Regions from separate parts of the Homo sapiens genome. Here region 2 is linked to region 1. The links are chromatin contacts, found by Hi-C in ENCODE. All regions are on one chromosome and are shown on one strand. Each heading gives the region's core, a stretch centred on a gene start or an enhancer-like site at or near the end of the contact. The rest is flanking DNA. Distances are from core to core; before and after follow the strand shown.

Region 1 (6,468 bases), core at 1,455-3,954:
TCTTCACCGTTTTCATTGTTCTTAAACGACTGCACTTATTAAACAATAATAAGCCTGGTTGTTTTACAGTGTGTCTGATCATTGAAAGTACCTGTATCTATTACAATGACTGTCATTTTTGTCATGGGGTCAGTGTTTCGGTTATCTTTGCCTGGTATTGGCTGCCATATTTGCATATTAGAAATAATATTCGTAGGATTTAAAGAAGGCAGAGTTCTCTCTCTCTTTTTTTTTTTTCTGAAACAGAGTCTTGCTCTGTCACCCAGGCTGGAGTGCAGTGGCAAGATCTCGGTTCACTGCAACCTCTGCTCCTGGGTTCAAGCGATTCTCCTGCCTCAGCCTCCCAAGTAGCTGGGACTACAGGTGACTGCCGCCACCCCCGGCTAATTTTTTTTTTCTTTTTTTTTGAGACGGAATCTCACTCTGTCGCCCTCGCTGGAGTGCAGTGGCGTGATCTCGGCTCACTGCAAGTTCTGCCTCCCGGGTTCACGCCATTTTCCTGCCTCAGCCTCCCGAGTAGCTGGGACTACAGGCGCCCGCCACCACGCCCGGCTAATTTTTTGCATTTTTAGTAGAGACGGGGTTTCACCATGTTGGCCAGGCTGGCCTCGAACTCCTGACCTCAAGTGATCCGCCTGCCTTGGCCTCTGAAAGTGCTGGGATTAACAGGCGTGAGCCACTGTGCTCAGCCAGAAGAAGGCAGCTTTGTCTAGGGAGCAGTCTTTGGAGGACTGCTGGTTGAGGTTTATGTTCATGACCCTCTAGGCTTGTGGTGACCAAGGTCACCCAGGAGGTTTAAATTTAAGCTGAAATCACACTTGCAAGCTGTTTTGCTTTATTTTTTTCTCACTCTGAGAGATGTAGCCCTTTGAGGTCTCCACATATGCAAGGAGGGGATTTTTACCATTTTCCCTCCTTGTATCACACCTAGGCTTAGAATTTTTTTTTTCCTGCAATCACAAAACCGTTAAAAGAGTTTCAAATTTTCCTGATTTGAGAAGTGCCTTCAGAGAGAAGGTATAGTTTATATTCACTTTATCTCTAGGTTTCTGTTATTATTTGAATCATGTTTTTGTGATTTTTCACTCTTCTTTTTTTAAAAAAATTATTTTATTTTAAGTTCTGGGATACATGTGCAGGACGTGCAGGTTTGTTACATAGGTAAATGTGTGCCATGGTGATTTGCTGCAATGTGACTGCAGCAATGTGATTTGCTGCATGGTGATACCTACCCATCACCTAGGTATTCAGCCCCACATCCATTAGCTGTTTGTCCTGATGCTCTCCCTCCTCCTGCCCCCACCACAGGCCCCAGTGTGTGTTGTACCCCTCCCTGTGTCCATGTGTTCTCATTGTTCAGCTCTCACTTATGAGTGAGAACATGCAGTGTTTGGTTTTCTGTTCCTGTGTTAGTTTGCTGAGGATAATGGCTTCCAGCTCCATCCATGTCCCTGCAAAGGACCTGGTCTTGTTCCTTTTTATGGCTGCATAATACTCCATGGTGTATATGTACCACATTTCCTTTAACCAGTCTATCACTGATGGGCATTTGGGTTGATTACATGTCTTCGCTATTGTTTCACTGTCTTTTCATGTCATTTATTTATATGAAGAATTGAAGAAGCATCTACCTTTTTTTTTTTTCTTTTTTTGAGACAGAGTCTCATTCCATTGCCCAGGCTGGAGTGCAGTGGCTTGATCTCGGCTCACTGCAACCTCCACCTCCCGGATTCAAGTGATTCTCCTGCCTCAGCCTCCTGAGTAGCTGGGATTCCAGGCTCCTGCCACCATGCCTGGCTAATTTTTGTATTTTTAGTAGAGATGGGGTTTCACCATGTTGGCCAGGCTGGTCTCGAACTCCTGACCTGAAGTGATCCGCCCACCCCAGCCTCCCAAAGTGCTGGGGCTACAGGCGTGAGCCACCACACCCAGCTGCATCCAGCTTTTTAAAAATGCTGGAATTTTGATCCAAATAACTTAGTTTGCTATTAATGGAAGCAACAAGTGTAAAACAGAATGTTAAATTGTCATGATCCAGTGATTGCTCCACTCTGGGATGCGTTAGAACTGATAATTGCTATTAAATTTATAGATTTCCACACCACACAAGCCCACATCAAAATGTGAAGCAGAGTACCGCACATCAAGGCCGAGTGCAGTGGCTCATTCCTGTAATCCCAGCACTTTGGGAGGCCGAGGTGGGTGGATCACTTCAGATCAGGAGTTGGAGACCAGCCCGACCAACATAGCGAAACCCCATCTCTACTAAAAATGCAAAAATTTGCTGGGCATGGTGGCACGTGCCTGTAGTTCCAGCTACTTGGGAGGCTGAGGCAGTAGAATTGCTTGAACCTGGGAGGTGGAGATTACAGCGAGCTGAGACTATACCACTGCACTCCAGCCTGGGCAACAGAGCGAGACTCTATCTCAAAAAAAAAAAAATTAAAAAAAGAACTGCACATCACCCAGAAATCCTGGACTTTGAGCTGGCAGGAGGGAGCAGATGGAATTTGGATTTGATTTGGCCTCTTGATTGATCTCTGTTTTCAGAACAGACCCCACGGTCACGTTCCAGCTCCTCTCACTCTGCTAATGTCTTTCATTACTGCCACCATCTGACTTGCACTTATGCAACCCAACTCTTCCCCTTCTGGAGCCACCTTCCTCTTGCTCCCTTTCACTAAGATGTCCCAACGGGCCATGTTGCCCAACCCGGATAAAAGGTGGCCGCTCACTTCCCCTTTCAGAAGCCGACTCTTGTCCGTTTCTCTCCACCATACCCTGCCCTCTGACTTAGGCCTGCTCTTACCTTTGGGGGATGCGGCCTCGGTGTGTTCATTTGTAAATGGCAAGATTGATGGGCCTGTTCACAAGGGCAGTGGGATGGTGCACAGGACACACTAGTACAGAGCCTGGTGCAGAAGCTGCTCCCAGGTGGGAGCCACCATCCTGATGGACAGTTAGGGTCACCTCTGCTCCTCTGCAGGCTGCTGAGAAGGGAAGGTTCCTATGTATAGACCCTTTTCCATGAGAGGAACTGAAGCCCGGGTGGACCAGCCAGAACATGAAAGGATTTGGGGACCAGCCCTAGCGCATATCCTGAGGCCACACTGCTGCCCACAAACTGCCCTTGTGGAGCCCACTCCATATGACTCTCCATGGGCTGGAACCACTCTCAGGAAAAGAATACATTTCCTCTCAAGCCAAAACAGACCTCTCTGTTGGCAGACAGTGTGTCTTCTCCCTCTGCCCTGGAATGCACCCTTGGGGCTTGGAGATGTCCCTGATACAGAAGGAACAGGAGGAAGCAGAGCTTCCCTTTATCCATGCAGAATCTAGACACTGTTTACTGCTGAGGCTGCACCACAGCCAGAGGCTGCAGGCAGACCTGCGATCTTAGGGTTCTCCTTAGAATCAGAATCAATAGAATATATCTCTATCTATGTTTGTATCTATCCATCTATCTGGAAAGGGAGGTAGAGTGAATAGGGAATTTATTACAGGAATCGTCTCTTGTGATTAGGGAGGCTGAGAAGTTCTACAAGATGCTCTCTGTAAGCTGGAGAACTAGGGATGCCTGGTGGGGTAGCTGCATCTGAGTCCAAAGGCCTGAGAACCTGGAGTTCTCATGTCCAAGGGCAGGAGAAGATGGATGTCCCAGCTCCAGAACAGAGAGCAAATTCACCCTCTGCCTTTAGATCTATCCATGGAGTTGCAGCAAACTCCTTCAAAGAGTGACTTATCTTTGCAGAGTCAAAGGTTGTTTTTTTTTTTTTTTTTTTTTTGAGACGGAGTCTTGCTCTGTCAACCAGGCTGGAGTGCAGCGGCGCGATCTCGGCTCACTGCAAGCTCCGCCTCCTGGGTTCACGCCATTCTCCTGCCTCAGCCTTCCGAGCAGCCGGGACTACAGGCGCCCGCCACCACGCCCGGCTAATTTTTTGTATTTTTTCGTAGAGATGGGGTTTCACCGTGTTAACCAGGATAGTCTCGATCTCCTAACCTCGTGATCTAGCAGCCTCGGCCTCCCAAAGTGCTGGGATTACAGGCGTGAGCCACCGCGGCCGGCCAGTCAAAGGTTTCTTTTCCCACTCCACCTAGGCTTTCAGCTTCCTCTAAGGGGAGTGATGGTTTATGAAAGAGAGAGTGAGTGGGGAGGCAGAGGGCCAGTGGGCCTCTAGGATTCTGCTACACCTGTGTATGTAATTCTAGAAACATTCTCAGGGCTGTGCGCAGTGGCTCACACCTGTAATCCAAGGACTTTGGGAGGCCAAGGCGGGTGGATCACGAGGTCAGGAGTTCGAGACCAGCTCATCCAACATGGTGAAACCCCGTCTCTACTAAAAAATACAAAAATTAGCCAGGCGTGGTGGTGCACGCCTGTAGTCCCAGCTACTCGGGAGGCTGAAGCAGGAGAATCGCTTGAACCTGGGTGGCGGAGGTTGCAGTGAGCCGAGATCCTGTTACTGCACTCCAGGCTGGCAACAGAGTGAAACTCCACCTAAAAAAAATAAAAATAAAAATAAATAACAACAACGACAACAACAACAACAGCAACAACAAAACGTACTCAGGCCTGCTCAGGCCTGGTCTTGTCATCGGTTGCTGTGGGGCCTCCTTCCTCTCTTGAATGTGAAGGAGGCACCACTGGACAGTTTGGGGAGAACAGACTCCCAGGTGTCTGGATTATTAGTTTGTCTCTGTGTTTGTTTGTGTGTGTGTGACAGAGAGAGAGAGAGAGAGAGGATGTGTGTGGGTGTGCGATTGTAGGTGTGTGTGTGACTGTATCTGTGGGACTGCATTCACAGCGTGTGCAAGTGTGTTTGTGAGTGTATGTAATTGTGTGCATGGGTGGCTGTGATCACATGTGCATATGTCTGTATTACACCGTGTTGGCGACTGAGTGTCTGAGTGTGGTATGCATGTGTGAGTGTGTGTATGTTGTTGTCACTGAGCCACTGTAGCTGTCTACACCAGGCTGTGTTCCTATTCATGACTGGAGCCACTATCACAGCCACTGTCCTTGACCCCAGGCCTGACCCTTGCAGTGCAGGCAGCACATTCTCATGCCCTTGACCCCACATCTGACCCTTGCAATACAGGCAACACATTCTCATGCCCTTGACCTTACATCTGGCCCTTGCAGTGCAGGCAGCACATTTTCATGCCCTTGATCCCATGTCTGACCCTTGCAGTGCAGGCAGCACATTCTCATGTCCTTGGAAGCAGCCCTCAACAATGGGTGGTGAGTATTGGTGGGTAAATGCCCCAGCTCCTTTTCCCTGAGTGGGATGACTCTGAGGTGCATGTTCTATGCTGTCTCCCAGAGGTGCCATGGAGGGCTGAGCCTTGGCTGCCCATGGTGGAAACTATTTTAAATAAGTTCCTTTTAATTGCTACATTTCCTTTCCTGTCTCAGTTTTCAGCTGTCCTACTGGTGTTTCCTGGACTTACCTCCCAAACAAACAACTGGCAGTTGAAATTTGGTCACCTCTAAATAAATTATTTGCACTTGAATCCTTGCATCAGGGTCTACTTCCAGGAAACCCAAACTAAGACAAGCATGTCTGCTGGCTTCTCCCATCTCAATAGGCTTATCACTGTGTCCTTTGTACTGAAGAGGAACATGAGATTCAGAGAAGACAAGTCACTTGCCCAAAGTCACACAGCTGATTAGTGGCAGGTCCAGGTTTGACCATGGGCCACCTAATCCCAAGCTTGGTGCTTGCTCCTCTCCTGAGAGACTCCACCCTACTAAAGGCCAGCGGAAACAACATAGGAAGTTCGAAGCCATCAAGGGCTTTGCTGCATGTGCCAGAGGGAACCAAGGCTCATAGCTGGTGTCTGTGTCCTTGTCCTGTCATTAGAGTAATAATGGCATGCACATGCTTGTGGCTGATTATGTGCCAGGGAATGTTGTTGTAAGCACTTTACTCTTTTAAACTCCCTTAATTTTCACAACAACCTTGCTATGACTCCTGGTTTTCAGGCAAGAAAACTGAGGCACAGAGAAATAAAGAGACTGGCCCAAATTCACACAGCTGGTTGAGAGTTGAACGAAGCAGCCTGCACCTGGAGTCCCTGTTCTTCACCACGACACTCTCTGGCTTCTCACAAGTCATATAGATGGAGTTCTACTAAATGTCAGGCACGATGCTAAGCAATTTCTTTTTTGTTTTTGTTTTTGAGACAGTGTCTCGCTCTGTCACCTAGGCTGGAGTGCAGTGGTGCAATCTTGGCTTACTGCATCCTCCGCTTCCTGTGTTCAAGTGATTCTCCTGCCTCTGCCTCCCAAGTAGTGGTGATTACGGGCATGCTCCACCACCCCTGGTGAAGTTTTGTATTTTTAGTAGAGATGGGGTTTCACCATGTTGGCCAGGCTGGTCTCGAACTCCTGACCTCAGGTCATCCATCTGCCTCGGCCTCCCAAAGTGCTGGGATTACAGGCGTGAGCCACCGTACCCGACCAGC
Region 2 (6,468 bases), core at 3,336-5,835, 280 kb after region 1:
CCACCACACCCAGCTAAATTTTTTGTATTTTTTAGTAGAGACGGGTTTTCGCCTGTTGGCCAGGCTGGTCTTGAACTCCTTACCTTGTGATTCACCTACCTCGGCCTCCCAAAGTGCTGGGATTATAAGCGTGAGCCTCCGCGCCTGGCCCACCAAGCTCTTAATTGCACATAAAAGGGTTTCTGGTCCCAGCTTCTTGACTCACCAGTTTCCCCCAGCCTGGGGGGAAGTTTGGGCCCCAATGCTGATAATTCTTTGGGGTCCTTGCTGCTAGCATCCCTGCCTTCAATCATGACCGCAGCTCACTCTGCTCTGAGATGCTCCTACTCTACATGCTTATTTCTGGGAAACTCCACCCAGCCCTTGGAAGGAAACACTCCCCTTCAAGTCTCTTACACTGCTCCTCCTTCCTGGCTTAGAGTGTGGCCCGAGATCCTGAGATATCTGGTCATCTGTTAACACAGCCGGAAAGAGGACCTGGGTCTCTGAGCTCAGGAGGCAGTGGGCACCAAGTCTCCTCTGCAAAGCTGATTTCTGTCCAAGGTGACTGAAACACAAAGCAACAGAGAACGGAATCTCAGATCCCTGTACTGACACCCCCACCGCCACTCTCTGCTTCTCACAGCTTAGCATGAAAAGTGCTCTTGGCTTCTCACGATGAAGTGGTGGACATTTCAACCGAGGAAATGATTTGTGTGACTCTTTTCTTGGACACCGAGGACAATGACATTTCCCAACAGCTTTCATTCATCTCCCCAGCTAGGTAGCTACTTGTAGTTTTAATGTGGCCAACAAGCATATGAAAAAAAAATCTTTACATCACCGGTCACTAGAGAAATGCAAATCAAAACCATAATGAGATTCCATCTCACATCAGTCAGAATGGCTATTACTACAAAGCCAAAAAATAACAGATGCTGGGGGCAGGGGGTTGCAGAGAAAACGGAATCCTTATACACTGTTGGTGGGGGGTGTAAATTAGTTCAACCATGGTGAAAAGCAGTGTGGCGATTCCTTAAAGAGCTAAAAACAGAACTACCATTTGACCCAGCAACCTGATTATAGAGTATTCATCCAAAGGAATATAAATCATTCTACCATAAAGACACACACATGAGAATATTTATCGTAGCACTATTCACAATAGCAAAGACATGGAATCAACCTAAATGCCCATCAATGATAGACTGGATAAAGAAAATGTGGTACAGATACACCATGGAATACTGTGCAGCCATGCAAAAGAACAAGATCACGTCCTTTGTAGGAACATGGATGGAGCTGGGGTCCATTATCTTAAGCAAACTAACGTAGGAACAGAAAACCAAATACCACATGTTCTCACTTATAAGTGGGAGCTAAATGATTTGAACACACGGACACATAGAGGGGAACAACACACACTGGGGCCTATTGGAGGCTGGAGGGTAGGAGGAGTGAGCGGATCAGGAAAAATAACTAATGAGTACTAGGCCTAATACCTGGGTAACAAAAATAATCTGTAGAACAAACTCCCGTGACACAGGTTTACCTGTGTAACAAACCTGCACATGTACCCCTGAACGTAAAATGATATTTTAAAAAAATGAATACAGGCCAGGTGCGGTGGCTCCTACTTGTAATCCCAGCACTTTGGGAGGCCGAGGCAGACAGATCACCTGAGGTCAGGAGTTCAAGACCAGTCTGGCCAACATGGTGAAACCCTGTCTCTACTAAAAATACAAAAATTGGCTGGGCGTGAGGGTGGGTCTCTGTAGTCCCAGCTACTCGGGAGGCTGAGGCAGGAGAATCACTTGAACCCAGGAGACGGAGGTTGCAGTGAGCCAAGATCACACCATTGCACTCCAGCCTGGGCAACAGAGAGAGATTCCATCTCAAAAAAGGAAAAAAATATCCAATCCACTGTTGATGGGCACCTAGGCTGATTCCACATCTTTGCTATTGTGAGTAGTGCTGCAGTAAACACACAAGTGCATGTGTCTACCTAGTAGAATAACGTATTTTCTTTTGGGTAGATACCCACTGATAGGATTGCTGGGTCAAATGGTAGCTCTGTTTAAAGTTCTTTGAGAAATCTCCAAACTGCTTTCCACAGTGGCTAGACCAATTTACATTCTCACCAGCAGTGTTCCCTTTTCTCTGCAATTTTACCAGTATTTGGTTGTTTTTTTTTTTTTTCACTTTTTAGTAACAGCCATTCTGACGGGTGTGAGATGGAATCTTATTGTGGTTTTGACTTGCATTTGTCTGATGATTAACGAAGAGGAACATTTTTTCATTTGTTTGTTGGCTGCTTCCCTATTCAATAAATGTTCGTGGGATAACTGGCTAACCATGTGCAGAAGAATGAACCGGGACCCTGACCTTTCACCATGTACAAAAATTAACTCGAGATGAATTACAGATTTAAATGTAAGACCTCAAAGTATTAAAATCTTAGAAGAAAACCTAAGAAACATCCTTCTTGACATCAGCCTTGGCAAATAATTTTTGGCAAATCCCAAAAACCAATTACAACAAAAACAACAGAGTGAGACTCTTTCTCATATTTATATTGAGTATCACAGTCTTCTAAATAATTCCAATGTATTGAAATATAATGCCCTAATCCTGATATTTGTTGTTTTAGGTCACTATGTTTTGGTGGGGGGCTGACTTGTTACATAGTAATAGACAACTATTACACAGGCTTAAGCACTTAATAAATATCTTTTTTTTTTTTTTTTTTGAGACAGAGTCTCACTCTGTCACCCAGGCTGGAGTGCAGTGGTATGATCTCAGCTCACTGCAACCTCCACCTCCCGGGTTCAAGCAAAGCTCCTGCCTCAGCCTCCCTAGTAAAGTAGCTGGGACTACAGGCATGCACCATCATACCCGGCTAATTTTTGTATTTTTAGTAGAGACGAGGTTTCACCATGTTGGCCAGGCTGGTCTTGAACTCCCAACCTCAAGTGATCCTCCCGCTTCGGCCTCCCAAAGTGCTGGGATTACAGGTGTGAGTCCTTTTTTTTTTTTTTTTTCTTAAGATACAGGGTCTCACTCTGTTGCCCAAGATGGAGTGCAGTGTGCCTGGCCTTAATAAGTACCTTTTGAAAGCACAAATGAACTATACAATTGGAGTTTATCATACAGAAGCACAGTCCGACTGGGACCCAACTGTGTCAGCGTCACTCCCAGATACCTTGCCTATCAGCACTTCCTTATGACAACCACGTTAAAATCATATGTTACCTGTTCATGAAATAAATCGCAATTAAAGGACAACTGCTCAAGTTCTAGCCAACTTCTTGGGGGTGAGTCTGGGGAGAAGTTTAGAAGCAATATTTCTGACAAATAAATAGCGATATCGTGTGGTACTAGTGTTGATCGTGTTTGTCATTTATTCAGAAATGTTTACTGAACCGGCTGGGGGTGATGGCTCATACCTATAATCCCAGCAGTTTGGGAGGCTGAGACGGGCAGATCACTTGAGACCAAGAGTTTGAGACTAGCCTGGCCAACATGGCGAAACCCCGTCTCTACTAAAAATACAAAAACTAGCTAGGCGTGGTGGCACACACCTGTAATCCTAGGTACTCAGGAGGCTTAGGCACGAGAATCTCTTGAGCCCGGGAGACAGAGGTTGCAGAGAGCCAAGACTGCACCACTGTACTCCAGCCTGGGCGACAGAGTGAGATGAAAAGAAAGGAAGAGAGAGAGAGAGAGAGAAAGAGAGAGACAGAGAGAGAGAGAAAGAAGAAAGAAGGAAAGAAAGAGAGAGAAGAAAGAAAAAGAAAGGAAGGAAGGAAGAAAGAAAGAAAAAAGAAAGAAAAAGAGAGAAAGAAAGAAGAAAGAAAGGGAGGAGGGAGGAAGGAAGAAGGGAGAGATGGATGGAGGGAGGGAGGAAGGAAGGAAGGAGAGCTAGAGATAGAAGAAGAAAGAAAGAGGAAAAAAGAGAAAGAAAGAAAGGGAAAGGAAAGGAAAGGAAGGAAAAAAGAAAGAGCAAAAACAAAAGGAGGGGAGTGGAGGGGGATCACGCCACTGCACTCCAACCTGTTGACAGAGTGAGACTCCATCTAAAAAAAAAAAATGCTATTTTATATTTTATTTTTTGAGATAGTCTCACTCTGTTGCCCAGGCTGGAGTGCAGTGGCGCAATCTTGGCTCACTGCAACCTCCACCAACCAGGTTCAAGTGATTATCTTGCCTCAGCCTCCCATGGAGCTGAGACTACAGGCGTGTGCCACCATGCCTGGCTACATATTTTGTATTTTTAGTAGAGATGGGGTTTCGCCATGTTGGCCAGGCTGGCCTCAAACTCATGGCCTCAAGTGATCCACCCACCTCGGCTTCCCAAAGTGCTGGGATTACAGGTGTGAGCCACCGCGTCCAGGCTAAAAATGCTGTTTTAAACACTGGGAAGCACAGGAAAAGATGCTCAACATTATTGGTCATTAGAGAGGGGAAGGAAGGGGCGGGGGAGGGGAGAGAAGGAGAAATATTTACTGAATTATGTCTAGGCTCTCTTCAAGCAGGTGTCTTAGATGGGTCTCCAGAAGCAGATTGAGATAAAGAGCCTGGTGTTGGGCCTATTGTTAAGTGTGAGCCTTAATCGGAGAGGGGGTGCGGTTCACTGGGAACCTCTAGAGGACAGTGTAGGGAATGCACTGAGTTATTCCAGGAAAAGGGCTGGAGGGTGGGGGGTTGAAGGATTCATCTGCCAGCAACCATCAGTCCTTGGTTAAGAACCAATCAATGAGAGGTTAATTTCCCAACACTTCTGGGCTTGTCTGAGAGGCAGAGTGAGATCCAGCTACAGGAAGCTCTGCAGCAAAGAGACGTTGGCAGTTGGAAGACAGGATAGTAAATATTGCAACAGCAATATGCAAAGAGTTACAGGCAGAGCTCTAACAGAATCTACTATAATTGAATAAACAGAACAAGAACAGACAGGACAAAAGAGATCTCTCTGCCTTATGGAACTTGCAGCTCGATGAAGAAGACAAACGATAAAGGATTGCGTACCCTATCTGCTTTCAATAAACTAGGAAACAAACACTCTCTCAGAGCAATAAAATGCTATGACAAAAACTGATCATGGGATAAAAATTATCTGGGATGGGGGGCTGTTTAGATAGAGGAGGAAGAGCTTGGATGAAAAGGTGCCATTTCAGCCAATCCTGGAATCAGATGAGACTCAGTCACAAAAGAGCTGGGAGAAAAGCATTCCAAGCACAGGGAACCGCAAATCCAAAGGCTGTGAGAGAAGAACAGAGAGTCTATTAGGGAATCAGAATTGAGCCCAGGGCGGCCAAGTGCAGAGAGGGAGGGAGAGCAGCTGGGAAGGAGGTTTGAGGGGTCTGCAGGGATCAGTGGTGCCGAGTCCCTTATGCTAAGAGATAAATGTTTGTAGCAGGATCTTATTGGGAGACATTCACTGAGGTTTCCTTCAGCTCCCACCCCCTTGCACTTCCATGTGCCCCCATCGCTTTCAGAAAAAAAAGAAGCGCCTCCTATATGCACAGCAGAGAGGGCAGGCAGAGCTCATTCAATGAGCACACGTTAGAATTCTTGGCCAGGCGCAGTGGCTCACGCCTGTAATCCCCAACTCTTTGGGAGGCCGAGGCAGGCAGATCAGGAGGTCAGAAGTTCGAGACCAGCCTGACCAACATGGCAAAACCCCGTCTCTGCTAATAATACAAAAATCAGCCGGGCGTAGTGGCACGCGCTTGTAATCCCAGCTACTCCAGAGGCTGAGGCAGGAGAATGGCTTGAACCCAGGAGGCGGAGGTTGCAGTGAGCCGAGATTGTGCCACTGTACTCCAGCCTGGGTGACAGAGCAAGACTCTGTCTCAAAACAAAAAACAAAACAAAACAAAGAAACAAAAAGAATTCTTGCCGGACAGGCATGGTGGCTCACACCTGTAATCCCAGAACTTTGGGAGGCTAAGGCAGGCAGATCACTTGAAGCCAGGAGTTCGAGACCAGCCTGGACAACATGGTGAAACCCCATCTCTACTGAAAATACAAAAATCAGCCATGCGTGGTGGTGTGCACCTGTAATCTCAGCTACTCAGGAGGCTGAGGCAGGAGAATCATTTGAATCCGGGAGGCAGAGGTCACAGTGAACCGAGATCACACCACTGCACTCTAGCCTGGGTGACAGAGTGAGACTCTGTCTCAAAAAAAAAAAAAAAATTGTTGCCATTGATTTCCAAGATACACAAATAACAGTCTCAAAAGACCTTTTGAGATCTGCAAGAGCCAGGCTTTCTGAGGCAGGAAGTAATAATGGCCACGTTTATAGTGCATTTTCTATAAAGTGGCACAGCTCTGAGCCCCTTATATTTAGTCCCTGGGATGAGTCTGACGTAGGTGCTGTTGTCTCCATTATATGGTTGGGAAACCAAAGCACAGAGAAGGGAATTAACTTGCCCAAGTCACACAGCAGAGCTGAGGCTTGAGCCCAAGCAGTCCGGCTCCAGATCC

What was found. A loop is a pair of places that touch in the nucleus more often than their neighbours do. Pooled maps may share reads with other maps.
Region 2: a map of aorta shows a loop between it and region 1 (14-fold over the local background). The contact joins two enhancer-like sites. A Hi-C loop is called at or near these places in 8 of 168 maps with a recorded cell type or tissue (CD4-positive, alpha-beta T cell, CD4-positive, alpha-beta memory T cell, aorta and 4 more), 3 of 37 single-sample maps with no recorded cell type and 22 of 50 pooled maps.

The regions. Positions count from the first base shown.
Region 1 is chr19:15,585,172-15,591,639 of GRCh38, forward strand. No RefSeq gene overlaps it. Among named protein-coding and RNA genes, the nearest start is that of CYP4F8, 27 kb to the right of the region's middle. Within about 2 kb of position 2,705, at least 3 of the 41 ENCODE cell types and tissues checked have a DNase peak (open chromatin) inside an H3K27ac peak, as active enhancers do.
Region 2 is chr19:15,864,611-15,871,078 of GRCh38, forward strand. It overlaps the pseudogene CLEC4OP. Among named protein-coding and RNA genes, the nearest start is that of CYP4F2, 30 kb to the right of the region's middle. RefSeq lists a silencer at 269-563. Within about 2 kb of position 4,586, at least 4 of the 41 ENCODE cell types and tissues checked have a DNase peak (open chromatin) inside an H3K27ac peak, as active enhancers do.